6 separate regions of the Homo sapiens genome follow, and regions 2, 3, 4, 5 and 6 are each linked to region 1. A link is a loop called in an ENCODE intact Hi-C map of the cell type or tissue named here. Cell type or tissue: Calu3. All regions are shown on one strand. Each heading gives the region's core, and the rest is flanking DNA. Links, peaks and the distances in the headings are about the cores only. Region 1 has its middle 170 kb from the start of RDUR. Region 2 holds the start of LOC101929411 (a long non-coding RNA gene). Region 3 has its middle 17 kb from the start of NFKBIZ. Region 4 has its middle 240 kb from the start of RDUR. Region 5 has its middle 14 kb from the start of RDUR. Region 6 overlaps NXPE3 (neurexophilin and PC-esterase domain family member 3).

Region 1 (5,374 bases), core at 864-4,863:
TTTTTCTCATCAGTTTGTATGATCTTATGTACTATAGATGGATACCCTCTGTGAATAATATTTGTTGAAAATATTGGTCTATTTCTCTTTTAGATTGTTTTTGTTATAAATATCGAATTCTTATATTACTATTTTTTCCTTCATAACTTTTTCTAATTAACTGAAGCCTCATTATTATTCTTCAAAAGAGCTGATATGCTTTTCTATCTAATCAAATTGAATACAATTATGCCTTGGTATCTGTGGGGGATTGGTTCCAGAACCCCATCTCCCTGCATATAGCAGAATCCCTGCATACTCAAGTCCCACAAGTCCCGCAGTTGACCTGAGAAATCTGCTTATAGGAAAAGCTGGTCTTCCATATCCATGAGTTTCCCATTCCGTGAATACCGTATTTTTGATCTGCCTTTGGTTGTGGATGTGGAACCCGTGGATACGCAGGGCTGACTTTATTTATTTATTTACTTAGTTAGTTAGTTAGTTAGTTAGTTATTTAGTTTTTGAGACAGAGTCTTGCTCTGTCACCCAGGCTGGAGTGCAGTGGCGTGATCTTGGCTCACTGCAACCTCTGCCTCCCAGGTTTAAGCAATTCTCTGCCTCAGCCTCCCGAGTAGCTGGGATTACAGACATGTGCCACCACACCCGGCTAATTTTTGTATTTTTAGTAGAGACGGGGTTTCACCATCTTGACCAGGTTGGTCTTGAACCCCTGACCTCGTGATCCACCCAGCTCGGTGTCCCAAAGTGCTGGGATTATAGGTGTGAGCCACTGGGCCCGGCCAAGGCTGACTATATTTATTTTAAAAGTTCTGTGGATTTTCTTCTTTCTCTGCTACCCTTGATATGGTAAGATCAAGCCCTCCTCTTCCTCCTCCTCAGCCTACTCAATATGAAGATCATGATGACGAAGATCTTCATGAGGATCCACTTCCACCTAATACCTAATAAACATATTTTCTCTTCCTCATGATTTTCTTCATATCTTTTTAAAAGAGATGGGGGTTCCCACTATGTTGCCCAGGCTGGTCTTGAACTCCTAGGCTCAAGTGATCCTCCCATCTTGGCCTCCTAAAGTGCTGGGATTACAGGTGTGAGCTACCACACCCTGCATCTGATTTTCTTTTTCTTTTTTAAAAATTAAAAATAAGAATCATGATTTTCTTAATAACATTTTTTTCTAGCTTACTTTATTGTAAGAGTCCAGTATATAATACACATTACATACAAAATATGTGTTAATCAACTGTTTATAGTATTAATAAGGCTTCTGGTCAACAGTAGGTTATTAGTAGTTAAGTTTTCAGGGAGTCAAAAGTCATATGTGAATTTTCAACTGTGGGGGTGGGGTGGGGAGTGGGGTAGGATTGGTGCCCCAACCCCTGCATTATTCAAAGGTCAACTCTGTGTTGTATATACACACTATATATATATAATATATATATTCAATATATTCACTATACACACACACACACATCTTTTGCTATACTGGCTCTTTTGGAGGTAAAAAGAGAAAACCGATATAGTAGTATTCTAGCAAATGAATGCAGAAGTTGGGGTTGTGTGAGGGAAGAAATGAACATGTATAGAGTGTATGCTGTGTGTTTGGCATTTTACATATAAAGCATGACGTCTGTTTAGGAACCTTTCCTATTAACCCCCTCTTGTTACGGGAAGGGCCTAAAGTTAGGTGGTTGCAATTGAAGAAGGAAAAAATGGAAGCAGTAATACAAGCTCAGGTAACCTCTACATCTTTCCTTTTCTCTTTATGCCACATGTTAAGTGTTAAACCCTATATCAGATGCAAAATTTTGAAGAATCCCTAGTGATTTTGGATTTTACATAAAAACCATTATTTTCTGGCAAAAAAGTGCTACTTGAATAAATAATTCAGGTAAAAGCAGATTTATACTTTTGGAATAAATTGTGGACTTTTAGAATTAATTTTAGCTGAATATGCTACTTATGAGATTATTGTCTACTGAACCAGAGGAGCCATACTGACATTTATCTATGGTGATCTTAAGCATTTTTATGAATTTATGTTTTGGGGAAGACATCATTGGAGTAAATTATGCACCTCTGCTCTTTAGCTGTCATCTATAGCTGATTGCTTCTCTTCTGGTTTGTATGACCTGTTCCAAAGGCAGTTCATGTTGGAGATGGAAGAACAGAGTAAAACCCACAATTGGCCTCCCTTTAACTAGTCAAACTAGTTAACCCAGTTACCTTTACAGTGTGGGTGACAATGTTTTATGATATTTGAAGGATCTAAGGAAACAATAAATATGATAATGGGTGACATTTTAATGGAAACCTATTGTTTACACACACTTTCACCATACATTATTTAATTTTTATAAAGAATAAAAGAATTATCTTGAAAGTAGAATCTGACTTCAGTTGTGTTATGCAATGCTGGAATTAGCAGAAAAGAAGGCTTAGAGTTGTCCAGTTACAAACTTCAGATACAAAGGGTTTCTGACATAGTAGAAATTCTCCATCTCAACTTAGGAAAGGAAAAAACAAACACATGGACAAACAAATAGGGACAAAAACTGAAAAATGAGGAAGAAATTCCTTATGCTGAAGACTGAATGTCAGGAGGAAGTTTCAGCATTTCTTCCCCCATTTGAATTTACTCTTTGGAATGATTCTTAAATATTTAAGCCTGATAGCTAGAAACTGAAAAATCGACACTCCCAAGTCATGTGTAGATTTTTAAGTAGTGACTCTTCTCCTTTCAAGGTTGATGATGATGATGATGAAGTTAATGTTTACTGAGACTTACCATGGATCACATACTGTGCTGACAGGTTTACAGGAAATATGCCATAATCTTTCCAATAACCTGATTAAACAAACCCTACTATCTCCATTTTCAAACAAGGGAAAATGAAGCGTAGAGAGGTTAATCGACAGCTAGTGAGTGGGTGAACTGACTGGATATCAGATTAACTGACTCCAAAGTCTGCATATTTAATGATTATACTTTACTACAGGGCAGACATTAAGGATATTGTAGCAGAGTTGTCTGAACAAAAATGTCGCTATTTTGCAATACATTCTAATCAGGTGAGCTGCTCGGTCAAATTTCCGACAGATCACTATTCATGTTAGTGGCCTTTGTGAAGCAGCCTGCAACACCTCGTGTCATGCAAGCCATTCGGCTGAGTTCACTTCTCCACTAGACCGCTGAGAAAGCTCACGGTGCCTCCACGAGGCAGTCAACATGGCTCGAAGTGAGGAGGCTGAGCCCACTCAGCAGCAGCCCTGTCATCTCAATGTTTGGCTTTGTTGCTATTACTGGTCATGTCTATTTTATGGATGAAAAACCTGAGGTTCACAGAGATTTTATCAAATGTTTTTATTAAGTTGTTATTTTTGTTAGAGACCAGATGACAACATTTTGGATTTGAAGAAATTTTTGTTAAACATAAACAGCATGAAAAATAAAGGTCTCAAGACCTCCCTTGACCTTCCAGCTACTCTGGAAACTCAATAAACACTAGAACATTAATCAATCTAGATAATTTCTTTAAGAGTAAGAAGCTTTCTATATGTGGCTCTATTCTAGAAACACTGGGTTCTAATAGAGAAGAGATATTCCTCTGGAGAGTTTTTTTTTTTTCTCTTCTCAGAATGGTGGCTTCCTTTTTCTTGCCTTTTGAGAAAATGTGTGTTCTGTCAGCAGCTATGAGCACAGATCTGGGTGCCGATCAAGACTTTGACGTGAGGCCTGAGAAAACGCAGAACTGAGGTAAATAGTTCCAGGAAACACTATACAGCCTGTCACGATGTTCTGCGGTATTTCAAATGTTTTAGAAAAAGGTGAACTTGAGGTGAATATGAAAAAGATAAAGGTTCATTTTAGTCTGGGAAACAGAAAATTCTGGAAAGCAAAAACTGAATTTTTATTTTCAGTGTTATATAAGCATAGCTTTTTGCTTTCATTAAAAAGAGGAAACATTAGTGAACTTGAGTTTGGGGCACACGTCGAATAAAAGCTAAGTCTGTTATCATGAACCTCAAAGTTCTTCATCATTTGGCTTCACTGATTGCATTGACTACCACTCTCCCCCTCCCTCACAGCTCTCTTGTCAAACAGGCCTTCATTAATTTCCTTGTACACTTGCTTTAACCTAAGGAACTTTTGCATTTGCTGTTCCCTCTGCCTGAAGTGCCCTTCCTGCCCTTCACATAGTGGATTTATTCTCACCCTTCAGGTCACAGCTTAAATGTTGTCTCCTTGGAACACCATTGCTAGACCACCCTAGTCAGCCGCTGTGCCTCCCCTGCCCCTCCATCTTGTGTGCTCATCTGTGGCTCTCCTCTCCTTTGGGACACATGGGAAAAGTGTACTTTCTTGACACCCTTACAGGTGGGTAGGACTCTGGGACAAGTGTTGACCAACAGGACATAAAAGTGATGTGATGGTGCAGTCTCATTACCCTTGGTGTTGTCCAGGCATGAGAGCAACATGGACCAGATCCCCTGGCAATGTGTGGCGTATAAATGCATGAGTAAGAAAGCAAAACACAGAAAACACAACTTTGTTAAGACACGATATTTTTGGGATTGTTTGTTATTAAAACGTAACTGCTCCCATCCTATCTAAAACATTACCATATTTTATTTTCTTCAGAGCACTTTCTCCTTTTTGAAATCATTTCTCATTTATTTATTTATCATTAATCTATCCCCCGCCCCTACATTGTCAGGTACATTTGTAGATACACAATACACTAAATGATTAACTTTTCATGGGGTCTGTGGATCCTCATCAATCTCAAACAATCTTTAAAAAGCCTTTCAGAATAGCCCTTAGGCCGTCTGCTAACTACTTAGTCCTGAATCTGGTAAATAAAGAGATGTCCATTGATGGCCCTTGTTGAAATAGGCGAGGTGCCCATTACCTCAGTGCTCTCCCTGCCTCATCCATTTATCCTGATAGAGGAAAGCTGCCTAACTAATTCTGGAAAGTCTATAAACTGAGCAGGACCAGACAGAATGAATATTGTTTCCAGTTCCTAATGAGGGTCTCCTCCAAATACGTACTCTAGGAAGGAAGAAGGCATGTGTTTCCAGAGTCTACACAGGTTATGTTCTCTACCATATGTTCTCCCCCTGCCTTGACCTACTCATTCAGATAGACTGAATCAACTGACTCCTTCCAAATGGCACATACAAGGAAAGTTTGTGTTTTCTACCACGCTAAGAATTGAACTAATCAACACCTTTGTGATTTTCCTTTTTACTTGGAGTCCTTAGAGGCTTTGTTCCATGCCAGTCTCTCCTGGCTGCTATGGCCCCGGTGCTCTGGCTTCAAGGCTCAAGACTGGGTGGACTTTCTGGGCTCACTGGCTTCTGGCTCTGC
Region 2 (5,374 bases), core at 903-4,902, 50 kb after region 1:
ATGAAACATACATGAAAGATACAAAACAATATATGAAGAAACACATACAGTATTTTTTGGAGGAAAGATGATAAAGATATCAACTTTCTCCACAAATAATCTATATATTGAGTAAAATGCCAATCAGAATCCACCACTGACAAAATTGATAATAAATTTTATATGAAGAATGTTGAAAATAAAATTTGGAAAGAATAATAATGAGGAATGCAGTTATTTATTGCTGTCTAACAAAATGCTTCTGAATTTAGTGGCTTAAATCAACAACAAAAAATTTGCTCATGAATCCGTAAATTTGGTAGGACTTAGTTAGAACAATTGTCTTTTCTCCTGGTGGCATGAGCTGGAGTGGGCCTAGAGGACTCACTTTTGAGACAGACACTCACATAGTGGTGAGTTGGTGCTGCTGACTGTTATCATCCCCAAAGGAAACCTGTATTCATTAAGCAGCCATTTCTCTTCTGCTCCACTTCAGTCTTGGACAACCACTAATCTGATTTTGTCACGATGGATTTACCTATCTTGGGTATTTCTTATATATGGAATCTTATAATGTGGAAAAAAAGAGGAAGACAGTAGATATGCATGTAGTAGACATGAACATATTTTTCCTATATATTATTAAATAAAAATGAAAATGGCAAAATTGTCATATTACATGTATTATCTAATCACACTTCGCACATATGTATATATAACTAAAAAGTGTGGAAAAATATAAGCCAAAGTTTTAGAGCAGTTATTTCAGGGGCTGGTATTACCATCCCAAAAAAACTAAACATGTATTTATATTGTTAAATACAAATTTAAAAATTAAACATTAACTTCATAGTCAAAAAAGTAAAGATATTTTCATTAAATAATATTTCAATAGGAAGAAATGAACTATTTAAAACATTGGTGAGCAAATCCTAATGAAATAAAGGCTTTAGGCCAGGATCATCAATGGCTGCTAGCAAAAAAGACAACCCGATATTCCATGCCTTCTACTGCCAGTACACATCACCACTTACAAAATATTCTAGCCAAAAATATCAAACCTTAATCAGATTAAGACTTTATCTCTCAAAAAATAGAGCTATATCTCAAATTTCAAAGAGGCAGAGACTCAGGAAATTTGATTTTGAACTTAGCCAACTCCTGTTACCTCCCCAGGCCTCAATGTCCTTGTTCTTGCAAAAGCAAGAGGGATGAACTCTCAAAAAAAAAATAAAAATAAAAAACCCGTAGGCCCTCCTATGACTCAACCACTTGATTCACATTTTCACACGGAAATTTTGATGTTTCAATATTCTCTATTGGCTTAGTACTTTCATGTGTTCTGTCTTTATTCATAACTTACGGAAAGTATGGGGAATGAGAAACATGTTCCAAGGCAAAACGGGGAAGCCTTCAGCAAAATCCAGAATGTGATAAACTCTAGGGGTCAAATGACCTGGTTCCTTCAAGAAATAAGAGGAGGAGGCAGGGAATAGAATCCTGTTATATATATTGTGCCAGATGATTCTTTGTTGTTGGGGGCTGTCCTGGTGTTTTGGAGCTTTTAGCAGCATCCCGGCCCCTATGCACTACCTGCCATTGAAACTCTCCCCCTTTCTCCTCAACCAAGTTATGACAACGAAAAACATCTCCAGACATTGCTAAATGTCTTCTGGGAACAAAATTGCCCCAGTTGAGAACTAAGACTATAGATTTTTTTTTTTTAAAAAAGGAGATTTAAATGACGTAGCAAAAAATGCATCATGCCCACTAATTTGTATAAACCAACTGTAAGGAAGAATTATGAGATAATTGGAATTAGATGTATTTGAAAAGAGACCTATTCCTTTAGTGATATACAATGAATGGTATATTCTTGGTTAAAATGATATGCTGTCTTGTATTGCTTCAAAATAATACCTTTGAGGTTGGTGAGTAAATGGGTAGCTGTATAGATAACATGGGATTGACTATGTGTTGATAATAACTGAAACTAAGTGATGAGTACATAAGGTGGGTTCATCATGCTGCTCTCTAACTTTTGCATGTGTTTGAAATTTTCCATAACAAAATGTCTTAAAAATAATATTCAGTAAGTACCAGAATATTGTAATATTCAGTGACAACCAGAAGGAATAGCTAAAAAGAGATGAAAGTGTAGCTTCCGGGAGGGGTAGGGAGAGGAGAGGGGACTGCTTCTTTTTAAAACAAACCTTTTAGTACTACTTCACTATGAGGACTATGTGCATGGATTACTTCAAAGAACAACAAAAAAATAATTAAAATCCCCAAATAAGCAAACAAAACATTGGAGAGATGCCATTGATATGAATATTTTTCTTGTAAAAATGGAAGCTTAGTTATATAAAATTTCTACATATAGAAAGTAAGTTAAATGACACCATGAGGAAGCAACCAGCTGAGCCCAGATGTGGAACACTGGACACAGCACTTGACTTTCTTCTGAGGCTGGCCTGGCTATCTTCTTTTTCTTCTTTACCTTTTTTATTGAGCATGTTAAAGAGCCAGGGCCCTCTGAGGAAGAAGGATTATTTCTTGTCTTTCTTGTTGTATGTGGAAAGCAGGCAAGGGAGGGCTGTCCCCTGAGGCACAGCAGCCTCTTTCTAACCCAGTGAATGAACCACAGGGCAAACTAGAGTTTGTCTGCTTACCCAATCATCTCTTACTTAGGGAGTAAGAAGCCTTTTTGTTTGTTTTTCATATCTCTTGGTCTAAGCTGCATTTTCTAGTTCAGTTTTGATCAAAGCATTATACTGGGGGAGAAGGAAACATTTGTCAAGCTATTACTAAGGGGCTTATATTATCTCTTATTTTGCTATTAACTGTTGTTTGTGTGATACTTTGGCAGGGAGCCCAGAATGAACAGAGTAAATGGATTCTGATACCAAAACCCTATCCTGAACTCTAACAACTTTCACAGTTACAAGAAAAACAAACATATTTCTTTTGACCTACTATTCATAAACGTCATGTCAGATGCATAAATATTATGCCTCTGTGGTAACAATGAGGGGTATTCTGGCATTCCTAGGAGACAAATCAGCATAGTGGCCCAAGGCCAATGTGGGTGAACAGGCCACCAGGATAATGTAATTTGAAAGGTGCTCTAAAGGCACTTGCATTCTAAGGTTTGTTCACCAAGGTTCTAGGCTACCATGGTGCCTAAAGCCACCACTTTGAGAGTTAACCCTTTCTGTAAATGCATAATGTCTCCAGAAGCTTTCAGCTAAAATACCAATGTGTTATTTTGGAGAGAGAACACATGAACTCTGAGCATTCACAAATTGCCTAAGCATGAACCAGTTTATCAAGTCATTTAAGTTGAGAGAAAGGTCCTCAAGGAAGGAATTACAAAATTGTGCTTTTTATGGGACGTCGTGAGAAGGCTCAGGGAAGTTATGAGGGTAAGATTAGTGGAAGGAAGAAAAATCTGAAGACACTTGGGAAGGCGTGCCCAGGGTAGGTAGAATCCTGGCCAGAGACGGGATAGCAGAAGGACTCAGAGTCTGGAGCAACTCTGTCCATTAGCACTTCCTGCAATGATGAAAATGTTCTATAGCTGGGCTGTTCAATATAGTAGTTATTAGCCACATGTGACTATAGAGGACTTGAAATGTGGCTGGTGTGACTGAGGAACTGGAACTTTAAATTTTATTTAATTTTAATTAATATAAATTAAAATGTCAATAGCCAAATGTGGCTAATGGCTCCATTATTGGATAGTACAGGTCTAGATGAAGGATATGGGGATGGGGGGTGGGGGAAAATCATAGATAGGCAATGTGGAATAGAATTAAAGATACATTTTGCTTAATTCACACTTTATATGGTACCACTTTTCATTTCTAGGCAATAGATTTACAAATTACAGGTTATATTATATTTAGCAAATTAACCTATATTATGAAATAGCTGTACAGATTAAATAGACGGATGAGAGTATAGCCATATTAATTAGATTTGCCATGTCCTACATGATCTTATTTTACTCATATGCATGCTGTCCTATGAAGGAAAAGAAAACATTGACTCAAAAGTGTTAAAAAGGGTATCCTTTGTTTAATGTTCAAGAAAGGCTGCAATTACTTTTCATAATATACAATTGCAAGTTTTGTTATTTTTTCTTTCTGAATAATGATTATTTTTCTCCATTGCAGAGCAAGGCAAGGGTCACAGTCACATTCACAGAACCTCATTAGGGTGGATCCACAGGACATACTTCCCACTGCTCGCAGAAGTATTACCACCCTTTGGAATAATCAATCAATCAAACCAACTCAACAATCTTTCTTTTAATGCTAGTGGCACATATTGACATAAAAATAAAATTTTGCTTCCTGGTGGAACATGAATAATAAAAGTATTTTTAAAGTTGTTTTAATCAAGGCTTCACTATTTAGAAAGTATTAATAAACTGGCACCAGAAAATTTCCCAAAACCACTAGCTAGTTGTTAGTGGCCACAGAACCTAGAGGAGAATAAAAATAATCTCTAGGCCCGGCCCGGTGGCTCACGCCTGTAATCTCAGCACTTTGGAAGGCCAAGGCGGGCGGATCACAGGTCAGGATATCGAGACCATCCTGGCTAACACGGTGAAACCCCGTCTCTACTAAAAATACAAAAAATTAGCAGGCGTGGTGGCGGGCGCCTGTAGTCCCAGCTACTTGGGAGGCTGAGGCAGGAGAATGGCGTGAACCAGGGAGGCGGAGCTTGCAGTGAGCCGAGATCGCGCCACTGCCCTCCAGCCTGGATGACAGAGCGAGACTCCGTCTCAAAAAAAAAAAAAAAAAAAAAAAAAAAAAATCTCTAAACACAACTGAAGCCAGAGAAATCTTTTTGTTTTTGTTCTGGAGGAGACAGCATCCCCTTTGACATATTTGGAAGGTTCTCCTAATTAATGTGGCAGTACATAGGTGTCATTGCTGAGTCAGATGGTTACTCTAGATGTAGAATTTTGTCAAATCTTCATTTCATGCCATGTGAAAATCCAAATGCCACCACTTCAAGATTTTCTGTTACCAGAGTCCTTACATTCTTGTGGTCACCTATGACTCTAAAATGCTCTTTCCTCTGAATTAATTGGCTTGAATCATGAATCTATTGCCGTCTGTAGTTTGTGTTTTTGCTCTGCCAAACCAACTATGAACTTCCTTTCCACAGATTTCTGCCATCACCAAGTGTGTGCATCAGAATTGCATATTTTATTTATGTATAAAGTATAACCTAGGACTTGGCAGGGGTGGAGGATCCTGTTTCATGACGGTAAAATGGGGGGAGACCCACGACCTGATAATACCCATTAGGGAGGGGGGTAGAAAATACTTATATTTAAGTATTAGTTAAAATTTTTTGTTTGTTTTTTGGAGCTGCTCTA
Region 3 (5,374 bases), core at 434-4,433, 250 kb before region 1:
AGCCTCCTGAGTAGCTGAAATTACAGGCACGCACCACCACACCTGGCTAATGTTTTTGTATTTTTAATAGAGATGGGGTTTCACCATGTTGGCCAGGCTGGTCTCGAACTTCTGGTCTCAACTGATCTGCCCACCTCAGCCTCCCAAAGTGCTGGGATTACAGGCATGAGCCATCACGCCCAGCTGATTGTAGATTCCTCTCAAAATGTGTCTTGCTTTTTCCTTTGTACTCCTTGTCCTCTGGCCTGTTGTCCCTGCTCTCTCCATCACACCATTCCCCTTGCCTGTCAGCTCAAGAGGGTTTGGGGGTGAGATAGTGCAGCTGCTGAGTGCCCTAGGTTCAAAGTTTCAGTCTTTGGTCGACATTAGTATCTTATGTGAAGCTTGTTAAACATGCAAATACTTAGGCCCCACCCCAGGTTTCCTGAATCAGAATCTCCAGGATTTTCAGGGCTTCTGGCAGATTATATGTGGTGATTCTAATGCAGTTTTAGTCTAAATTAATTAGGAAATGCAGACTTTGGAGAGTAGCTGTGGTTGGGCAGTAGCCATATGGTGGTAACAGAATGGGTTTCTGGAATGCGTATGGGGATGAAGTGGCAACTGATGAAGATGTGCAGTGTGCCAGGCACGTTGGATCCTATGGTATAGAAACTAGCTTTGAAGATACAATCATGAGTCACCTTATTTTTTTTTCCTGCTTTCAGAAATCACTTTTCTAAGGTGATTCTGGTGTTTAAGTTTCTCAAGTATATTAGTTTCCTAGGACTGTCTAACAAATAACCACAAACTTGGTGGCTTAACTCGGAGAAATTCATTTTGTCATAGTTCTGGAGGCCAGAATTCTGAAACCAAGGTGTTGGCAGAACCATGTGCCCTCCAAAGGCTCTAGGTGGAATTCATGCCTTCTATTCCAGCTTCTAGTGACTCCAGGTGTTCCCTGCCTTGTGGCAATATAACTCCAGTGTCTGCTCCATCTCCACATGGCCTTCTCCTCCCTGTGCCTCCTCTCTGTATATCTCTTACAAGGACTCTTACCACTGAATTTAGGGGCCACCTGAGTAATCCAGGATGACCTCATCTCAATTTTATTTATTTATTTATTTTTGAGGGGGAGTGTGCAATGGTGCCATCTTGGCTCACTACAACCTCCACCTCCTGGATTCAAGTAGCCTCCCGAGTAGCTGGGATTACAGGCATGCACCACCACACCTGGCTACACACCTGGCTAATTTTGTATTTTTAATAGGGACGGGGTTTCACCATGTTGGTCAGGCTGGTCTCGAACTCCTGGCCTCAGATTATCCGCCCACTTTGGCCTCCCAAAGTGCTGGGATTACAGGTGTAAGCCACGGCACCTGACCTTTTTTTTTTTTTTTTTTTTTTGAGACGGAGTCTAACTCTGTCACCGAGGCTGGAGTACAGTGGCACGATCTCAGTTCACTGCAACCTCTGCCTCCCAGGTTCAAGCAATCCTCCTGCCTCAGCCTCCCAAGTTGCTGGGATTACAAGCGTGCTCCACCATGTCCAGCTAATTTTTGTATTTTTAGTAAAGACGAGGTTTCATCATTTTGGCCATGACGGTCTCGAACTCCTGACCTCAAGTGATCTGTCTGCCTCGGCCTCCCAAAGTTCTGGGATTATAGGCATGAGCCACCACGCCCGGCCTCAGTATTCTAAATTGTACAAAGACTTTTTTTCCAAATGAGGTCACATTCACAGGTTCTGAGGATTAGGATGTGGACATATCTTTGGGCAGCCTTAACTTAAAACTTACTACACCAGGAAAGAGGATTTATAATAATTTCTGTTATCATTATTTCTCTTAAAAAATGAGTAAGATTAATATTTCCTTTTTTAAAAAATCATTTTATCATGGTAAGAACATTCTATTTTCTTACGAAATTGTAAAGTGTACAATAATAGGGACAATGTTGTACAATAGATCTCTAGAACTTATGAATATTTCTTTCTGAGCAATCCTATAGCCTGTCTTCAGAATCTATGGTATCTTTTACATATTATTATTGATCTAATGTATGGTAAAATATCTCTATTTCATTTATTAGCTATAATACTAAACATTGACCAGGCAACTCATTTACCATTGATAAACTTTAAGAGAAACAAAAATATTTATTGAGCTGTAACTCAAAAATTATGATAATGATTAAAAGAGCTTTAAGTATCCTAAACTTCCAACAAAGCTTTTATAATTGTCTCTTGTCATTTTGCTCCCTGGTACACATGTGAATGAATCTGCTGCTCTTCACCTTGGATCACACTACCTAGAGCTGTGTGAGAAGCAACATGATCCCAAATCAAATTAAAATCCTATGCTTTACGGCATCTGATCTTGGAATGATAACAGTAGAGGAGTTAGTCACTGAAAACTGCAAATGTTTAAAAGTCAAGGGTCAAATCCAGTTTCATACAATAACAATTGATTCCACTTTGCTAAAACTCAATTGAAATAGACTGTTTTAACTCTAGATATTATCTTTTTAAGTGATAGGATTCTGGCTTTTGCTCCAGAAATAAAGATTTCAGCAGCTCTGGGAACTTGGTAGTTGGATCCAGCATGTGTTTACCTGTTGGATCAGCATAGTTCCTGTAGGCTTGACAATCGGGACAAATTTCAGATTGTGAAACAACACTAGATTCCTTAGCTTAATTGATCTGGGGTTTAAGTTTCAAATTACTATTTATTTTTATTAACTCAATTCATGGTATCTTAATTCACATGGCCTGCTCTCCCTATTTGCAGCCAAACATCTCTCAGGTAGTACTTTAATTTCAAGTGATTGTGTAAGACTGTAGGGTACTTCCTGATTGGCCTTCGTGGAAGCCCCAGGTGTCGACTGGTCTGGAGGCGAACTGCTATTTTCTTCCAGCACTCTAGGGTTAGTTTTGGTGTTTGCCTCAGTGGGAGTGTGTCCAGTGAGAGTCTGCTTTTCTGAATTGGTGCCAGAGGTGTTTTTTTTTTTACATTAGATATCATTTTTCTTTTGTCTTTAAAAAAGGTATCCTTTTCTTTTTGCTCCCAAGAAGTATTCCTTCCAGAATATTTTAAAATTTTCAAAAAATTCTCCTTTTTAGGCTCTCACAGATATGGAAGAATTGGTCGTCTTCAGGATAGCAATTTTGTCTGGTGTAACTTCTTACACCAGGAAATTCAAAATATATCATTTGGGATATATTTGAATATATCCCAATATATATTTTGAAAAATATATCAAAGGAAAATTCAAAATATATCATTTGGGAAAACAAGTAAGCATTTGGATGGTGCCTCTACTCAAAATATTCCTGGAAAATTTTTTTAAAGATAAATTTTTAGCCAGGTGTGGTGGCACATGCCTGTAGTGTCTGCTACTTGGAGGCTGAGGTGGGAGGACTGTTTGGGCCTCCAGTGTTCCGGGCTGCAGTGAGCCATCCATGATCCTGCCAATGTGGTGTAATAAGAAGATGTATAGACAGAAGTTTAATTTACACAGGTTATTAATTTCTATACACATTCTAATCATACAGGCTAATGAGGTACGTCATTTAAAGTGCAGGATTTATAGACAGCTGACAAGTTTTTCTTTTATGACATTATTCTATTTCCCTATCTATATAAATCAATCAGTTTTGTTTCTTCCCTCAGCTAAAGTTATATCAAATTTGTTATCAAGGTCAAAATGTCTATTAATCAGTTAATAGGGTAGCTAAAAAAAGTCTGTTAATTTTTTTTTTTTCTATTTTCTCCGCCACCACCCACATCTAGGTTTTCAAGGCTTTATTCTTGGATTACCACAATAGACAGGAACCTGACTTTTTATTACGGAAACATTCAAACACACATACAAGTAGGCAGAATAGTATATTGAACACATACATCTATCATGAAACTTCATCAATTATAAACATTTTGCCATTTTTGTTTCCTCTTGCCCCCATATTTTGTTCTAGAATAAGTTAAAGCCCACTCCAAGCATTATAGATTGTCAGTAAGAGTCGCTAACAGATAAGTAACTTGTGTCCCCAGTAAATAGCTTTCTAATTATTCTTCCTCCAATCTTCCTGCTTTTCTTACCAATCCCAAAATTTCCACTACTTGGCATACTGTTAAAGAAACAGAGAAAGTTTTTCAAAGGCTCAATGCTGCCTGTTGAATCAGATGCAAACTCTTGTCCTGGTTTACAAAGCTATGTTGACCTTAGCTTGACCCTGCCTGTCTAATCTCATCTCATTTTTCCCCAGTGGGCTATCAGGTGGGTCTCTTCACTGTATCAGCTGATGCTCTGTTTATTCCTGTCTCTTGTCAAGTCCTCACCTCCCCAAATTCTGTGCATCCTAGAAAGCCCTGCTTGGGTGCCACTTTCTCTATTAAGCTTTTTCCAGCTCTTACTGACTGCTCCTTTCCCTGACCTCCTGGGATTAAAACACAATTCCTCTAACTTTCATATCTGGTATTTTCTGTCATATTCCAGACTTAATTATTGCAATCAGGAAAGTGAGCTCTGAATCTGAATTTTCTCTTCCTTGCTTCCTTTTTTCCTTTCTTCCAACCCTTCTCTCTCCTCTCTCCTTCCTTCCTTCCTTCTCTTTCTTTCCTTTCTTTCTGCTCCCCTGTCCCCCTCCCCCTCCCCTTCTTCCCTCCCTCTCCCCTCCCCTCTCTTTGTCACACTCTATCATCCAGGCTGGAGTGCAGTGCATGATCATAGCTCACTGCAGCTTTGACCTCCCGGGGTCAAGTGATTCTCCCTCCTCAGCCTCCTGAGTAGCTGGGACTACAGGTGCACACTACCATGCCCGGCTAATTTATTCTTGTTGTAAAGATGGGGGTCTCACTATATTGCCCAGGCCAGACTCCTGGCCTCAACCAATGCTCCCTTTTCAGCCTCCCAAAGTGCTGAGATTACAGGTGTGTGCCACTGCAGCATTTACTTTTTAAATACAACTTTAAAATGTCTGGGTGAGTGGTATTTTTGAGGACACGAAGAAGGTGAGTGGTGCTGGATAGAATCTAGCATTGGAATCGTAGGCAGAATTCTAAGATGGTCCTAGGGCTATCTTTGCCTCAGATGTTACTCCTGTGATTCTGTTAGGTTACATTGCAAAAGTGATTTTGCAAAGGTAAATAAAGTAATTATTAACCAGCTGACCTTAAGATAGGGAAACTACTCATCTAATCACACGGGCCCTTTAAAAGCGGAGTGTTTTCTTTGGCTGGAGGCAGAAGAGGAAATCTTAGAGATTCCAAGCCTGAGAAGGACTCAACCCACAATTACTGGCTTTGAGGATGGAGCAAGGGGGCAATGAGCCAAGGAATACAGGTATTTTGTAAATATCCAAACAGAAAATGGAATCTCAGGCCTACATCCACAGG
Region 4 (5,374 bases), core at 921-4,920, 69 kb after region 1:
AGCTTCTTGGTTCCTGGATTTGCTAGCATTAGAGCAGGAAGGAAGCAGCTGCCCAGATTCTAGTCTGAAGGCGTGCTGGAAAAATAGGTCTTTCTTATTTCTTTAAATGAAAGAGAAAGATTCCCTGGTCAGTAGGCAAAAAATTGTAGCTGCCTTTAGACTTATTCACACCAGTAAAGAAAATGGTCCACAAATATCTTCCAGTTTGTTCATGTTTACTCTGTGCGTGTGTGTGTGTGTGTGTGTGTGTGCATGTATGTGTATCTGAGTTTATTTTCATATCATAGTCATCAATATATTTTTGGAAAACTAGTCTTGCAAGATGATTTCTGAAAACTCCTCTGGTCTTACAGCATTTCTCTTCTTGAAGAGTCATAATACCTACTAACATAATAAAGGTACTGGAGAGTCTCAAAGTAAAGAAACACTTGAACTTGATTTGACCCAGAATTTCCCTAGCTTCATTTGACCATGAAGCACTTTTTCTCATAATGATTAATAATATTTCAGTTCTGTAAACATATTTAAGAAATGCTGAATTAGATGATTTTTCCGAAGAAATTCGAATGAACATAATACTCTAATGACAGAGGAATGTAAAAATATAGGCACCTGCCAGTTTCAATGTCTCTGCCGGCTTCTTTAAGCTTAGCTTAGTCAATTCCACTTCCCAAAGCCTAGATCTGCTAAAGTATTATTAGGCCCACAAACCCCGTAAAATTCTTTCTATGCAAGTAGCAGCTGATAAAGGGGCTCGCTAAGGTTTTTTATTTTTATTTTTTAATCTTAACTAGAGTGTTCCTTTTCCTGTAATACGCTGCCAAGCCAGTTCTGTTAGGCGAGTCAATTAAATTACTTCCTGTCTCTTCTATCGTCTTCTACCATCTGATACTCAGTGACGTTGGGACCAAAAAATGTAGTTTTTTCTAAAAACATACGCTCATCCCAGGGAAAAAAATAGCAATGAAGAAAAAATGTTCCTCAGCTATCTGAGGATTCCAGTCCTTGGTGGTACTTGCAAACAGCAACAAGCTACATTTAACAGCACAGATCCGTTTGGTGTCTTACATTACTCTGTGAATAGAAATTTGGGCTATTTTCCTCTAAGACAACAGGAAAAGGTCTGAATTTCTTTGACCTTTGCTTGACGGTGAAAAAAAAAAAAGTAAAGAAAAGCACACAGTTATTAATTAACTTCTGTGAAAGATACTTTATTTGATTAATGGTTCACAGCTAAATTTAAATTAGGGGAGATATGCTGAATGACTACATGTTTACCCAGATTATTACCAGGTATGCTGCCAGGAATTTTATTAACCTGTAGGCTACTTATGATCTCTCTTCCCTCTACCCACTCCACAAACAAACACCAAAGAACTGGTCTACCAGAGTCAGACTGAAATCTTGACTGAGGACACAATGTAAATAACTATTAGTGTGTTTGAAATTAAGACAATGGATATCTTTTCCAGGTCATGGTGCACACATGGATTTTTAACTTTCTTAACAGAGCACATAACACAACAATGATTTGGAGTTGTCTGGATTAAATCAGATGGCAAAACCTGGTGATCAACATAATAAAAATTCCCTTTCCCCCTTCTTTGTCATTTCAGACAAAACTCTTGTGTGGATATCAGCTAGAAGAGGGTAACTACTGTCTTAAAAGAGTATTTCTTTTAAATCTTTTTAGCGTAGAAATGTCATAATACACAGAAGTAGAGAGACTAGTATGATGAGCTTTCATACACTAATCAATCTGTTAAAGAGCTAACAACATTTTGCGGATCTTGCTCTCTCTCTTCATTCCTCCTTTTTTTTCTCTTGAGTATTTCAAGCAAATCCCAGAAATCATGTCATTTTGCAGCATGCATCTCTAACTGGTGAGCCTTTTCTATTTCATAACAAGCATGCCATTGCTCAATCTGACCATTGAAAATAATTCCTGAATTTTGAGTCTATATAAATCTCCTCTATTTTCCCCCAACTTTTACCCTGACCCATCTCTTGATCACTTCTAGCCCCTCAAAGACTCTCGTTTCTAGGAATAAGTAGATCCACGAAGTGGAGGGCATTTTTGCCTTCAATCCAAAGCATCAACTTAAAGTCATCACATCACTTCCAAATTTCCCTAACTCTGAACTCTGCTGCTACTACTTTAGGGCATAGTTTCAATATCCATGGATTGAAAGCAAGGCCAAGTTATTTTGGTGACAAGCCAGAGATGAAATTCTAGAATGCATTCCACCTAGAGTCTGCTTCCCAAGCCCTTCAGGAGGCACACAGCAGGAAGTGGACTTAGCTATTGGTTACAAAGCAGGATTTCCTCATAGGGAGTAAAGTGTTTTCTTTTCATAAATATAACCTATTTATTTATATTTTCAAGTAATCTATTGCAGCCTTAGTTGTAGTAGGTCACTAGTTCATGCCTTCAATAAACTGTCATTTAGTGCTTACTGTGTGTGAGGCATTGCACTAGTAAAGAAAGAGGATATAAAACAAAAATCACTGCATAGAAAATAAAGTGCAGTGGGAATTTGGAAACAAGCTGTTTTTTACTTGAGTTCATGATGGTCAAAAGGCGCATTTGACTTGGGCCTTAAAAGACTTGTAGAATTTGAACAATTAGAGAGGAAGAAAAGCCATTGTGGGGGGAGGAAAGAGAGAGCAAGGCACAAAGGTGGCAAAAGTGAAGCGAGCTGAGCAAATAATAAGGAGATCAGTCTGGTGAAAATGACACTATCTTCAGGACAAACATCGTGGCTTATCGTGACCAGCTGTGCAGTTAGGTGTAGATATTATGTAATCACCCAGTAAGGAGAGATTCCAGTAACTGCTATCAGCCACTGCTGCCAGGAACTACTAATCAGGCAGCATGTCTAGAATGTTAAGACGATGATTATTAATCAGTGGCCAACCAAGAAAACTGATGCATGGCAGAGGCATCCAGTCCAATGTGATATAATAATTAATCCAACTGGATAATATTTTACCTCCGAATCCAATCTAGTGGTTGGGTCAACAGGCAAATACTCTGTTACTATGCATGTGAGAAGAAAAAGAACTTTTTAGCATTCTCAGGAGGCTTGCGAAGCTCAGGCCCCACTAAGTGAAGCCTCTTTTGTTGTGGGGCTGGATCCTCCTTAGATCTTCATAGAACAACCTCACATGCTTTTTTAATTTTCTTTCTAAGGGTCAAGACACTAAAACTATGTTGTTAATACAGATATAGCAAAATCTTCCTGACCCCAACCCCAAGCTTGTTATTGCTGTCATCCTTCAGCTAAAGAATGGACTCAAATTGGTGGTGACATTACTGATTTAGGTTTGCTCTGCTGTGCTCAACACTGAGATTAAATGTTCTGGATCAGAGTATAACTTTATATCAGACTAGTCCATACCTTAGTCCAGGCCATGTGCCTTATGAAGCCTGAGAAAAAGTGTGTTCTCACATGGACACAGGGAGGGGAACATCACACATGGAGGCCTCTCAGGGGGTTGGGGGCAAGGGGAGCGGGGGTATTATGTAACAAACCTGCATGTTCTGCACATGTATCCCAGAACTTAAAGAAAAATAAAAAACAAAACAATAAAAAAGTGTGCTCTCTTATTCTTCAACATGAACTAGAAATGCATTTTTTTTTTTTTTTGCTAATATCTTATCCTGTGTTTATTATGTGCTAGGCTCTGTGTCTGGTGCAACATAAGCATTAGCTAATTTAATCTTTATAACAACTCTATGATGGAAGTTAATATAATTATATCTTCATTTGAAAGTGGAGGAAACTGGGGTTGAGAGAGGATTAGTAATTTATGCCAGGCTACATAGCTAAGTGGCAGGGCTGGTTTTTGAGCCCTGCTGATTTTTCTGACAGAGCACAAAGCAGGGACGGAGGCCTGCATGTTGGGATGGGAAAGCAGGTGGGGAGAGTCCATTGATTCCCTCTGCCTCTGTACCTCTTCCTGTCTTCCTCATTTCTATTTCATTTCCCAACTCCTCCATCTCCCAGGTCCTTTTGTGTAATTGTTTAGTTCATTTATATAATTAACTGGTTTCCTCTTTCCTCAGGCCTTGCCTACTAGGAAATTGCAAGGAGAGCTAGCAAGTGAATGAATGAATACATACAGCACAATATAATGAATGCCAGATTAGGGTTGTTTTAGGGGCACAAAGAAATAAACAATGGAAATGTGAGGCCTGGGAAATGATACTTGAGCTCTGTCTTTGAGGAAGAGGTGCAGGCCAGTTGAAGTAGTAGGAAGGGCTCTCTAGGCAGACCTACTAGTTTTTGTATAGTCCCAAAGTTGGGACAATAGCCTGACACAGCTGGAGGCCTGCTCCTTGTTGGAGATAGCCATAGTGAATGCAGAGTGCTTTCTGGCAGTATTGGGAGATGAAGCCAGAGAGTATGGAATGTGCTACATTATGAAGCATTTGCGTGCTCAGTTAAGGAGTTTGACTGTCAGCCTGAAAGTTATAGGAAATTGCTAAAAGGCTTTAAGTTAGGGAAATGTCTAATTGTGTATTTTAGAAGTAGCATTCTGGCTGTAATCGCCACTTGCATAGCCAATTTCTATGCCTGGAGAAGGAGACCCTGAGTTTGCACCAAAATCATACACTACTTACCTCAAGAGATTTCAAATACCTCCATCACCCTGTGATCGTCCCTGTTGGAAGAGTTAAGTCTTTCACCTACTGTCTGATTTCAGAAGTCCTGCTCGGTTGGGTGCAAGGCAGCCTTTGCAAATTGGCCCTTAAGGAGGGGTTGTTGTGGCAACCACTCTAGCCTGCACACTAGGTGCAGGTTTTACATGGACATTCAGGTCCCTCTTTCTCTCAGCACTCTTCCCACCCACATTATCATGCGTCTCTATATTCTGGGCCCTTGCATTACCATAATCATTTTTTAGGTGGTGTTTTCTCTGCTGTCACTCCTGAGGGCCGGGGGGAGTTCAGGTGAGCAGCTCTGCAGAGGGTAAACTGAGGCAAGTGGGAGGGTAAACTGTGTAGCAGAAGCGGTAAATGGCATCAGATGAGCCACATCTAACAGACATTTAAGTGTCCTTAGCCAAGATAGACCTGCAGGCAGCTTAGAACAGTGATGCTCAAACTTTTTGCTCACATACCACTTAAATCCTACAGCAGAACTATGTACCTAATCATGCATTTTGAAGTTGGCACTTGTAATTATTCATTATATGTGTAAATAGCATTACTAGAAATTACGTTACTCTTTTTATTTATTTATTTATTTATTTTTTGAGACGGAGTCTTGCTCTGTTGCCCAGGCTGGAGTGCAGTGGCTTGATCTCCACTCACTGCAAGCTCCGCACCCCGGGTTCATGCCATTCTCCTGCCTCAGCCTCCCGAGTA
Region 5 (5,374 bases), core at 881-4,880, 190 kb before region 1:
TCTTGTCTTTACACTTTATTTCATTAAGTTGATCTTCAATCTCTGATATCCTTTCTTCTGCTCCATCGATTTGGCTATTCATACTTGTGTATGCTTCATGAAGTTCTTGTGCTGTGTTTTTCAGCTCCATCAGGTCATTTATGTCCTTCTCTAAACTGGTTATTCTAGTTAGCAATTCATCTAACTCTTTTCAAGGTTTTTAGCTTCCTTGCTTTGGGTTAGAACATGCTTCTTTAGCTCAGAGGAGTTTGTTACTTCCCATCTTCTGAAGCCTACTTCTGTCAATTCATCAAACTTATTCTCTGTCCAGTTTTGTTCCATTGCTGATGAGGAGTTGTGATCCTTTGGAGGAGAAGAGGTGTTCTGGTTTTTGGAATTTTCAGCTTTTTTGTGCTGGTTTTTCCTTATGTTTGTGGATTTATCTACCTTTGGTCTTGATGTTGGTGACCTTCGGATAGGGTTTCTGTGTGGATGTCCTTTTTGTTGATGTTGATGCTATTTCTTTCTGTTTGTTAGTTTTCCTTCTAACAGTCAGGCCCCTCTGCTGCAGGTCTGCTGGAGTTTGCTCGAGGTCCACTCCAGACCCTGTTTGGGTATCACCAGTGGAGGCTGCAGAACAGGAAAGATTGCTGCCTGTTCCTTCCCCTGGAAGCTTCATCCCAGAGGGGCACCCGCCAGATGCCAGCCAGAGCTCTCCGGTATGAGGTGTCTGTCGACTCCTGCTGGGAGGTATCTCCCAGTCAGTAGGCATGGGGGTTAGGGACCCACTTGAGGAGGCTGTCTGTCCCTTAGCAGAGCTTGAGCACTGTGCTGGGAGATCCCCTGCTCTCTTCAGAGTCAGCAGGCAGGAATGTTTAAGTCTGCTAAAGCTGTACCCACAGCTGTCCCTTCCCCCAGGTGCTCTGTCCCAGGGAGATGGGAGTTTTATCTATAAGTCCCTGACTGGGGCTGCTGCCTTTCTTTCAGAGATGCCCTGCCCAGAGAGGAGGAATCTAGAGAGGCAGACTGGATACAGCAGCTTTGCTGAGCTGTGGTGGGCTCCGCCCAGTTTGAACTTCCTGGAGTCTTCATGTACACTGTGAAGGGAAAACTACCTACTGAAGCCTCAGTAATGGTGGACACCACTCCCCACACCAAGCTCAAGTGTCCCAAGTTGACTTCAGACTGCTGTGCTGGCAGTAACAATTTCAAGCCAGTGGATCTTAGCTTGCTGGTCTCCATTGGGGTGGGATCCCTGAGCTAGACCGCCTGGCTTCCTGACTTCAGACCCCTTTCCAGGGGAGCGAATGGTTCTGTCTCGCTGGCATTCCAAGCACCACCGGGGTATGAAAAAAACTGCAGCTAGCTTGGTGTCTGCCCAAACAGCTGCCCAGTTTTGTGCTTGAAACCCAGGGCCCTGGTGGTGTAGGCACCTGAGGGAATCTCCTGGTCTGCGGGTTGTGAAGACTATGGGAAAAGCATAGTATCTGGGCCAGAAGGTACTGTTCCTCATGGTGCAGTCCCTCATGGCTTCCCTTGGCTAGGGGAGGGAGTTCCCTGACCCCTTGTGCTTCCTGGGTGAGGTGATGCCCCACCCTGCTTCAGCTCACTCTCTGTGGGCTGCACCCACTCTTTAACCAGTCCCAATGAGATGAGCTGTGTACCTCAGTTGGAAATGCAGAAATCATCTGCCTTCTGTGTTGATCTTGCTGGGAGCTACAGACCAGAGCTGTTCCTATTCAGCCATCTTGCCAGCCAAATATTTTCTTAAGAAGATGAAGTTAACAGACTATCTGACACTGTGTTTCACAATGTTTATGGGAGTTTTAGATATGTGACAGAGTTTGGAATTGAATTGATGATAAGTAAATATACTACTCATCTTATGAGCAAATAAGAAAAAACAAGCAAACAGCAGTTCCTTCTCACCTGGGTCCTTCTTTCTCCCATTCCCAGTCAATAAAAGCTTGTGCAGGAAATGGAATTAATTGTAGTTGACTACATGTCTCAGCTGTGAATGACATTTACATAGTCATGATAATGTAAACAGTGAATGTTGATCTAGCTGAAATTTCAATGCAACTCTATTAAGTGAATGAGGGGGGTGGTGGTAGTAACGGAAAGAATGTGTTTACTGTGGGGTGAGGGGAGGGTTAAAGAAAGCTAAAGCTTTACCTTCCCTCCTAGAAAATCAGTAGACAATCACTAAAACCGAGACATCAAGAAATACAATATGCTCATATTATTTAGAGATATAGTGATAAATTCCAAAGAATCCTCTGAAGGAGTGGAAAATTGTTTCCTCTAGATCGGGGGCTACTGTTTTTCATATTTAAAAAAATGACATGTCGGGCCGGGCTTGGTGGCTCACGCTTGTAATCCCAGCACTTTGGAAGGCGGAGGCGGGCGGATCACGAGGTCAGGAGATTGAGAACATCCTGGCTAGCACGGTGAAACCCCGTCTCTACTAAAAATACAAAAAATTAGCCAGGCGTGGTTGCCGGCACCTGTAGTCCCAGCTACTCGGGAGGCTGAGGCAGGAGAATAGCGTGAACCCGGGAAGGCGGAGCTTGCAGTGAGCGGAGATAATGCCACTGCACTCCAGCCTGGGTGACAGAGCGAGACTCCGTCTCAAAAAAAAAAAAAAAAAAAAAAAAGATATGTCTTTTCAAATTATGTGAAAGTATACATCTGATAAAAATAAAAAGAAATGTTTTATTTTAATTCTATCACTGATGACTATTCAGCTTTCTTAAGGCTTAATTTAGCTATCTATAAAATGAGCATTTTAATCAATGATTAAAAGATGTCTTGTTCTGACCAACTGTTCTGGTCTCTAGTCCCACACAGTCATTTGCAGGTATCCGGAGGAACCTATTTGAAAGTAACTGTCTATTGTTTCTCCTTTATTTACAAGGGTTCTGGGGAGGAGTGAAAATGACAAAAGAGAGGTGGCAGGAAGGAGGAGGATGTTTGAGTATTCCCACAAACGGTTGATTAGTCAGTGAATTAAAGAGAGTTCTTGTTCCTGGATAATTTGGAATGAACACATTTCCTGTTCACTCAGAGATACAGCAGCGAGTTTATTCTGGGTGGCTTCCACAGTGACCATTGTGGAGAAGAAATCTTGTAATATAATTGAAGAACAATAGCCATATAATTAACACAGATGTTCAGGTATGAGTCATTGAAAAATTATCATCCTTACTGTGAAATAAGATTGGTCAAGGCGAGGCTGGTCCTTCAAAGAAGGAAAACCCAACATGGTGCAATGTGTGCTGCAGGTAAGGCCGTGGTGTGATTTTGAACGCAAAGTTGCCTCTGGCTCAAGTTCTCTTGGGCTCGAGTCCCAGGCTCTTGCTTGTAACTCCTCTATTGCTTGTCACTGTTATGTAGAGCAGTGTTTCTCAAGTTTGAGTGAATCTTCAAATAACCTGGTGGGCTTGTTGAAACACATATTCCTGAGTTGGATGTCCAGAAATTCGGATTTAGTAGGTCTGTGGTGGGGCCCAGAATATTCATTTTTAACAAGTTGCTATGTGATGTTGCTGCTGCTGCTGCTACTAGGTGTTGAATCACACTTTGTGTAGCACCAAGTGCAGACTTCTGAGAGGGTCAATGGACATCAAATAAGTTTAATGAGAGTGAATGAATGTGTCAGGTGTTTCTAGAGAATAGTGTTTTTTTTTTTTAATTATGAAATATGGCTGGGCGTGGTGGCTCACGCCTGTAATCCCAGCACTTTGGGAGGCCGCGGTGAGTGGATCACAAGGTCAGGAGTTCAAGACCAGCCTGGCCAACATGGTGAAACCCCGTCTCTACTAAAAATACAAAAATTAGTTTGGCATGGTGGTGGTTGCCTGTAACCCCAGCTACTCAGGAGGCTGAGACAGAGAATTGCTTGAACCCGGGAGGCAGAGGTTGCAGTGAGCCGAGATCGTGCCACTGCACTCCAGCCTGGGCGACAGAGTGAGATTCCGTCTCAAAAAAACAAAATTATGAAATATATCCTATAAATGGAAGGGTGCACAAAATATATTTGAACAAATATATGTTTGTTCAGCTTAAAAGATAATGGTTTACAAAACTCAATGTACCCACTCAGTGGGAACAATGACCTACCCAGTGGGTCAAGAAATTAGAACATTTCAGTACATTAGAGAATAGTTGGGGTGACTTGTTTAGCTTATACTATGTTTAATTTTTAGCATCTATGTTCATGATTGAAACTGGCCTATTATTTTCCTTCTTTGTACTGCTTTTGTCAGTTTTTAAAATAAAGGTTATACAAAGCTCGGAAACAGAATTGAGTATTTTTTCTGTTTTCTATAGATTGGAATAATTTCTGTTAAATTGTAATTATATTTAAAAAATCGAGTATATGCCTTCAATAACCAAATATGCACTATTTGAGTGGAAAATGTCATAGAAGCCAATACAAGTGGTTAGACTGCAGACCCAGTATCTTTAATGGTTAGAAAACTATTAACATGTTTTACTCGAAGGGATTTGTGTTAAGTGATATTTTTCAAGACATTTTAATGTATTATCTAAGTTTTCAAATGTTTTTTCTTTTTGAATTCCTGATTTTATTTATACTTTTCTTTTTTTAAATCCATTTTACCATAGATTGGTAAAAGTTGTATTAGTTTTTTAATTAAATAATTTTCAGCTTTGTTATGTGTCTCTATTATATAATGTTAATGTGTTTGTTTATTTAGTTTTTTTGAGACAGAGTCTTGCTCTGTTGCCCAGGCTGGAATGCAGTGGCATGATCTCGGCTTACTGCAGCCTCTGCCTCCTGGGTTCAAGTGATTTTCGTGCCTCAGCCTCCCAAGTAGCTGGGACTACAGGTGTGCACCACCACACCTGGCTAATTTTTTGTATTTTTAGTAGAGACGGGGTTTCACCATGCTGCTCAGGCTGATCTCAATCTCCCAACTTCAAGTGATCTAACCACCTCGGCCTCCCAGAGTGCTGGGAATACAGGTGTGAGCCACTGCGCCTGGCCTACTTTTTATTATTTGCCATTTCTCCTATTAGGAGGTGGGGTCTATTTCTCCTCCGCTTGAATCTGAGTGGGCTGGTAATTGCTTGGACCAGTTGGGTGCAGTAGAAGTAACACTAGGTGACCTCTGACACTGGGTCACAAGAGGCCATGAAGCATATTTCTTGTTCACTGGAAAGCTTGTTCTTGGCACCTGGAACCATCATGGAAGACAGCTGATTACCCTGAGACTGCTGTTGAGGCCACATGTAGGCACTCTGAGTGACAGCCTCAGCTGAAGTTGCCCTTCACCCACCCCAGGCCAAGTGCCAGCTGTGTGAGTAAGAAAAGTGAATATTGAGAGTGCATTCTTCTGTCCCTGCTATTCCAGACATACCCTTTGAGTCA
Region 6 (5,374 bases), core at 547-4,546, 300 kb before region 1:
TATTTCTTTGTAAGTGGTACCACCTCTACCACTACCTGCCTCTACGCTTATTGAGAAACTTTGCCAAGTCACTCTGTGACTTGCTTTCTTCATCTTTAAAAGGTATTTCGACGGCCGGGCGCAGTGGCTCATGCCTGTAATCCCAGGACTTTGGGAGGCCGAGGCGGGTGGGTCATGAGGTCAGGAGATGAGACCATTCTGGCTAACACGGTGAAACCCCATCTCTACTAAAAATGCAAAAAACTAGCCGGGCGTGGTGGCAGGCGCCTGTAGTCCCAGCTACTCAGGAGGCTGAGGCAGGAGAATGGCGTGAACCCGGGAGGCGGAGGTTGCAGTGAGCCGAGATTGCGCCACTGCACTCCAGTCTGGGTGACAGAGTGAGACTCCGTCTCAAAAAAAAAAAAAAAAAAAAAAAAAAAAAAAGATATTTGGACTAGCTACTCTCTAAGGTCCCATTCAACAGTCTATGAATTTATAGAATTTCTATCTATATAGCATTCTTAGCTTACCTCTGTAAACTGCAGAGGTTTTAGGGGACTAAAATATATAGGAAAGAAAATTAAATTTCCAAGGTTTCATAGGGGGAATTCAAGGAGTAAACTCAAACTCAAGCCATTACAATTACTGTGTAGCTGGGCCCTTCTCATATTCCCAGCACTTGACAGAGTGTTCCTAACCAGCTCAATATACACTATCCTCATTCCTCATCCTGCTGAGGGCTGTCCCTCCCTACTGACCTTATCCCAAGCTTCCTATGCTCATGGCAGTCTCTGGTGCAGGGAATTGGTTGATCCCATTTCTTCTGTCTTGTTTTCCCCCTTATAAACTGTGTACTCCCCTTTGTCCTGCCTTTTACTGTTCTTAATTCTGCAGACAATTCCATACCATAAAATTAATGGACAGGTTTGCTGCACATCTCACCCCGCAGCCCTCCCTGCCCCGCCCCACCTCAATTCACGTTGTGTCCTTTTCGTCCAACTCTTTCTGGATGATTTAGGGAAATTTATCTCTCTGCCTTTTTCTCTTTCGTTTTGTTCCATCTTTGGCCCAGACAGCCCTCATTATGGCTAATGGATTACATGGCGTGACACCCTTTGGAGGAAAATGCAAACCATGGGCTTTAAAGAGAAGCCAAGAAATTTTAGAGATGCAGGGACATTACTTTCAAATAATAAAAAATATCCCTTCTGGTTTTGCCCAAATCTTCATATCTGCTTTTACAACCACCTCTGTTTAAACTTCTTCCTTCACCAGCAATTTTCAAGATAACCATAAAGTTGAGTAATAACTCATTTTTATTTTTTGTTTTAATTATTTTTATTCCATGTGAATAGTACATTAGGGGTTATATTATCTATTTAGGAGACTTTCATATCTCAGTTATCTTACATGAACTGCATTGTGAGTTCCAAGAAACACCATTTAAACAGCCACAGACTTCTTAAAAATCATATTAAAATTGTCAGGAAATGTTTTTGTCCCAGTTGACCATAAGGGGGCAACATAGGTATGTGCATTTCATTTAAAAAATATGATTTTTTTCTCATGTAGCATGCAGCATGTTTAAAGAATTAATGTCAGATTTAGTAATTGATTTGCTTTCCTTAGCTCTGGTAGTAAATATAATTAACATTTGAATGGAAATGGTAATTGTTTCCTGTGTGACATATACTTTTCTTTATAACACATATTTGACACAGAATAACCGAGTCTACCGAATTAACAGTGGTAAAAAATTGTAACATCAAAATAACTTTTAATTCTCATTCTAGTAAATGTTTTCTGTGGGCCCTAGGTGTCGTCTCTGGAGCTCTCTAACTATGCAGCCTCGATGTACTGATATAATGAGGGAGCTTTGCACAAGGTGCAGTAACATATTAAAGCTACACTTGATAACATGTTGAGAAATTATTTTTGAACAAGCCTAGGAAATGTTTACCCTACATGCCCCCGACAATTTTTCTTTGATAATCGCATTTGCCAAATAAAGCTTTTAAAATCAGCGTTCAGTTTCCTTTTCTACTTGGGCTCTGAACCTGCAAAGAATTAGCAGATGCCGAAGAAAAAAAGATTAGATATGCACTCTGTGTCAAATAGAACATCATCTTTGGAGGGATAAAAACCAAAATAATTTGGAGTAACACAGATAATGTCAAGTCAAATAAGCTAAAAGTAGTCACAAATAGGGGAGTCACTTAAATTTAAATTTCTGAGTTGTGTAAGCATTTAGAGTCCAAATTGTGGCTTAATAGGTGACTATAGAATGACTGGACTTTGATAAAGGTTGTGTAAGAAAATGATATAACCTGGTGGTTTCTTGAAGATTGTAGGTTTGAATAATTGTTAGAAATGAATAAATATATACCTTCAAGAAAAAAAAAAAGAAATGGTTAACATCTATAAACATCTGTTTTTGAGAAGTGATCTAGCACACAGTGGTTAAGATCATGGGCTTTGGGCTCACTTGCTTGGGCCAGGTGCTGGCTTTGCTCCTTACTAGCTCAGCTCTGGGACCTTGGTCAAGTTGTTTAGCTGTTCTGAAAGGTAGGGATAGTGATAGGACCTACTTCAAAGAGTTACTGTGAGCATATGAGATAATACGTTTGCTCAGAATAGTGTCTGAGGCAGAGTAAACTTGCAAGAAATATTAGCCATCACAGTCTGTTTTGAAGCATGTAACGTGTGGCATTTTCTACAGGAGGTGTTAGGGCAGAAGGATGTTGACTTTCCCTCTGAAAGGTCGTTTTGCTTGTGTTATCAAGTGTAACTAGGTTACAACCAGGAGGTACACATTGGTGATGTATTTTTAGCATTGTTCATTATATATAAAGACTTTCTGAACCTTTTGTATAATGGAGAATAATCCGTTAGATTGTCTGCCATTAGTTTGTTCTCCATATTAAGTGGTGTTTTTTTGGAATTAAAATTAAAATTTGAAGATGGGATTCATGGATTCTAACTTTGCTTTTAATGGGCTGAAAACAGTGAACTAATACTACTCTGTATGTGTAAAGTATTAGTCTAAGTTGTTACTTGCCTCGCAGGCATGTGGGTGAGAAACTGTTCTCTTCTGGGAGAATGCTGGATAAATGCTTATGTCCACACATTTCCTTTGGTTTTGTCTTCCTTTATATTTGGCTTTGATAAAAACATATGTAATCAGGCTGGGCATGGTGGCTCACGCCTGTAATTCTAGCACTTTGGGAGGTCGAGGCGGGCGGATCACTTGAGATCAGAAGTTTGAGATCAGCCTGGCCAACATAGTGAAACCCCATCTGTACTAAAAGTGCAAAAATTGGCCAGGCGTGGTGGCTCACGCCTGTAATCCCAGCACTTTGGGAGGCCGAGGTGGGTGATCACAACGTCAAGAGATTGAGACCATCTTGGCCAACGTGATGAAACCCTATCTCTACTAAAAATACAAAAATTAACTGGGTGTGGTGGTACACGCCTGTACTCCCAGCTACTCGGGAGGCTGAGGCAGGAGAATCGCTTGAACCCAGGAGGCAGAGGTTGCAGTGAGCTGAGATCATGCCACTGCACTCCAGCCTGGCGACAGAGCGAGACTCTGTCTCGGAAAAAAAAAAAGCAAAACTTAGCCAGGCATGGTAATGCGTGCCTGTAATCCCAGTTACTTGGGAGGCTGAGGCAGGAGAATCACTTGAACCCAGGAGGCGGAGGTTGCAGTGAGCCGAGATTGTGCCACTGCACTCCAGCCTGGGCAAAAAGAGTGAGACTCCATCTCAAAAAAAATGTAAGCAGAGGGAATGCTGAAAGTCCCTCCTTTCCTTTCTGTCCACCAATACCTTCATGCCCATTTCAGATCTTCCCATTTTTGTACAAAGGAAAACCTTTTTTTTTTTTAATTTTACTTTTAAGTTCTGGGATACATGTGCAGAATGTGCAGGTTTATTACATAGGTATACATGTAGTTTGCTGCACCTGTCAACCCATCATCTAGGTTTTAAGCCTTGTATTTGTCCTAATGCTCTCCCTCCCCTTCCCCCCAACCCCCCGACAGGCCACGGTGTGTGATGTTCCTCTCCCTGTGTCCATGTGTTCTCATTGTTCAACTCCTACTTATGAGTGAGAACATGTGGTGTTTGGTTTTCTGTTCCTGTGTTAGTTTGCTGAGAATGATGACTTCCAGCTTCATCCATGTCCCTGCAAAGGACATGAACTCATTCTTTTTTATGGCTGTGGAAAACCTTTTTTTAATCAGGAGAAAAGTCTGGGATTTGAGGTCTGACAGCAGGAAATGTTTCCCACATGCTATCAGGCTAACAAATACATGGGCATAATTGTTTCTTGGGACATTTTTCATCTATTGTTGGAGGAGAATATTAAAATATTTGTTTTTCTTTTTTCTTTGCAGAAACTAACAGTCTAGAACTATCTCAAGGCTCAGGAACTTTTCCTTCTGGGTATTATTATAAAGACCAGTGGAGGCCCAGAAAGTTTAAGATGCGTCAGTTTAATGACCCTGACAACATTACAGAGTGCTTACAAAGAAAAGTGGTGCATTTATTTGGTGACTCAACAATCAGGCAATGGTTTGAATACCTTACTACATTTGTTCCAGGTTGGTACTGTGCCTTTTGTTTCGTAACTCTTTCCCACATCAGCTTTGAAATAAGCAGACTCACTCAGGTGCCTGAAGAAAGGTTATCAGGTGAGGAAACATATATTTCTGTGTAGGACTAAAGAGGTACCCAAACCCTGGAGAGATGTGTGACAGTTTCTGATCAATAGCTGTGTTGTGTTGTACTCATGGAAGCACTGGGTTCTCATTGAGGTTTATGTCACTGATGAGCTGTATGACTTTGGACAAGTCATTTACTTTTTAGGGCTTCATTTCTCCATGTGTGAGATGAGACAGCTGGACCATGTCACTTCACAGGTGTCTTTCCCTTCTAATATTCTGGGTTGTAAAATAGAGGTGGGCATTTCCAGTTGTTTCTCCCCTAGTTCTGTCTCATCCAACTCCAAGTTTATAGTAGCTTTGAGTAGAAGGAAGCAGCCAGACCTATGGTAGTCCATATTGCATCCTTGCAGCAAAGCCATCCCTGTGTCATCCATTGGGCCTACCATTGGTGTGACTCTGAGATGGAGTTGGCTCCTCCTGAGGGAGTCTGGGTAAGTTCCAGCATTCTTAGCTTCTTGATTTCTCTGCTTGGCTCTGGGGCTGTTCTCCAGACTCAGAACAAAACCCCAGTGGTTGGAGGCCCACCCCTTCTTCACAAGGGCATTCTTTTCTTTCTGGAAGGGGTATGGATGAGGTAAGGAAGGAGGGATCCTGAAGGAGCAGAAATAAAGACCCTGCTTACAATTTAGAGAGCTGATAGTTTTGTGGGAACTGTTTTTAATGGCCATG

Evidence for each region. Peaks named below come from ENCODE experiments on the same cell type or tissue, not always from the same donor. Only the 100,000 strongest peaks of a DNase experiment are listed, where the experiment ranks them.
Region 2: it touches region 1 in a loop (6-fold over the local background); 7 of 110 quality-filtered maps call a loop at or near these places.
Region 3: a loop joins it to region 1, with 6 times the contacts of the local background. A loop is called at or near these places in 6 of 110 quality-filtered maps.
Region 4: a loop joins it to region 1, with 5 times the contacts of the local background. A loop is called at or near these places in 6 of 110 quality-filtered maps.
Region 5: it touches region 1 in a loop (5-fold over the local background); 6 of 110 quality-filtered maps call a loop at or near these places.
Region 6: it touches region 1 in a loop (9-fold over the local background); 3 of 110 quality-filtered maps call a loop at or near these places.

Annotation. Positions count from the first base shown.
Region 1 is chr3:102,110,719-102,116,092 of GRCh38, forward strand. No RefSeq gene overlaps it. Among named protein-coding and RNA genes, the nearest start is that of RDUR, 170 kb to the left of the region's middle. In Calu3, for the core only: no CTCF peak of the experiment used is centred there; a DNase peak (open chromatin) is centred at 3,163.
Region 2 is chr3:102,160,517-102,165,890 of GRCh38, forward strand. LOC101929411 (a long non-coding RNA gene) reads left to right here and starts at 3,189. Exons shown (of 2, transcript NR_135549.1): 1 at 3,189-3,459; 2 at 4,158-4,355. In Calu3, for the core only: no CTCF peak of the experiment used is centred there; DNase peaks (open chromatin) are centred at 2,595, 2,965, 3,055 and 3,432.
Region 3 is chr3:101,863,473-101,868,846 of GRCh38, forward strand. No RefSeq gene overlaps it. Among named protein-coding and RNA genes, the nearest start is that of NFKBIZ, 17 kb to the left of the region's middle. In Calu3, for the core only: no CTCF peak of the experiment used is centred there; a DNase peak (open chromatin) is centred at 2,859.
Region 4 is chr3:102,179,497-102,184,870 of GRCh38, forward strand. No RefSeq gene overlaps it. Among named protein-coding and RNA genes, the nearest start is that of RDUR, 240 kb to the left of the region's middle. In Calu3, for the core only: no CTCF peak of the experiment used is centred there; a DNase peak (open chromatin) is centred at 2,865.
Region 5 is chr3:101,923,764-101,929,137 of GRCh38, forward strand. No RefSeq gene overlaps it. Among named protein-coding and RNA genes, the nearest start is that of RDUR, 14 kb to the right of the region's middle. In Calu3, for the core only: no CTCF peak of the experiment used is centred there; no DNase peak of the experiment used is centred there.
Region 6 is chr3:101,812,420-101,817,793 of GRCh38, forward strand. It overlaps NXPE3 (neurexophilin and PC-esterase domain family member 3), which reads left to right. Exons shown (of 8, transcript NM_145037.4): 7 at 4,376-4,582. Among named protein-coding and RNA genes, the nearest start is that of NFKBIZ, 34 kb to the right of the region's middle. In Calu3, for the core only: no CTCF peak of the experiment used is centred there; no DNase peak of the experiment used is centred there.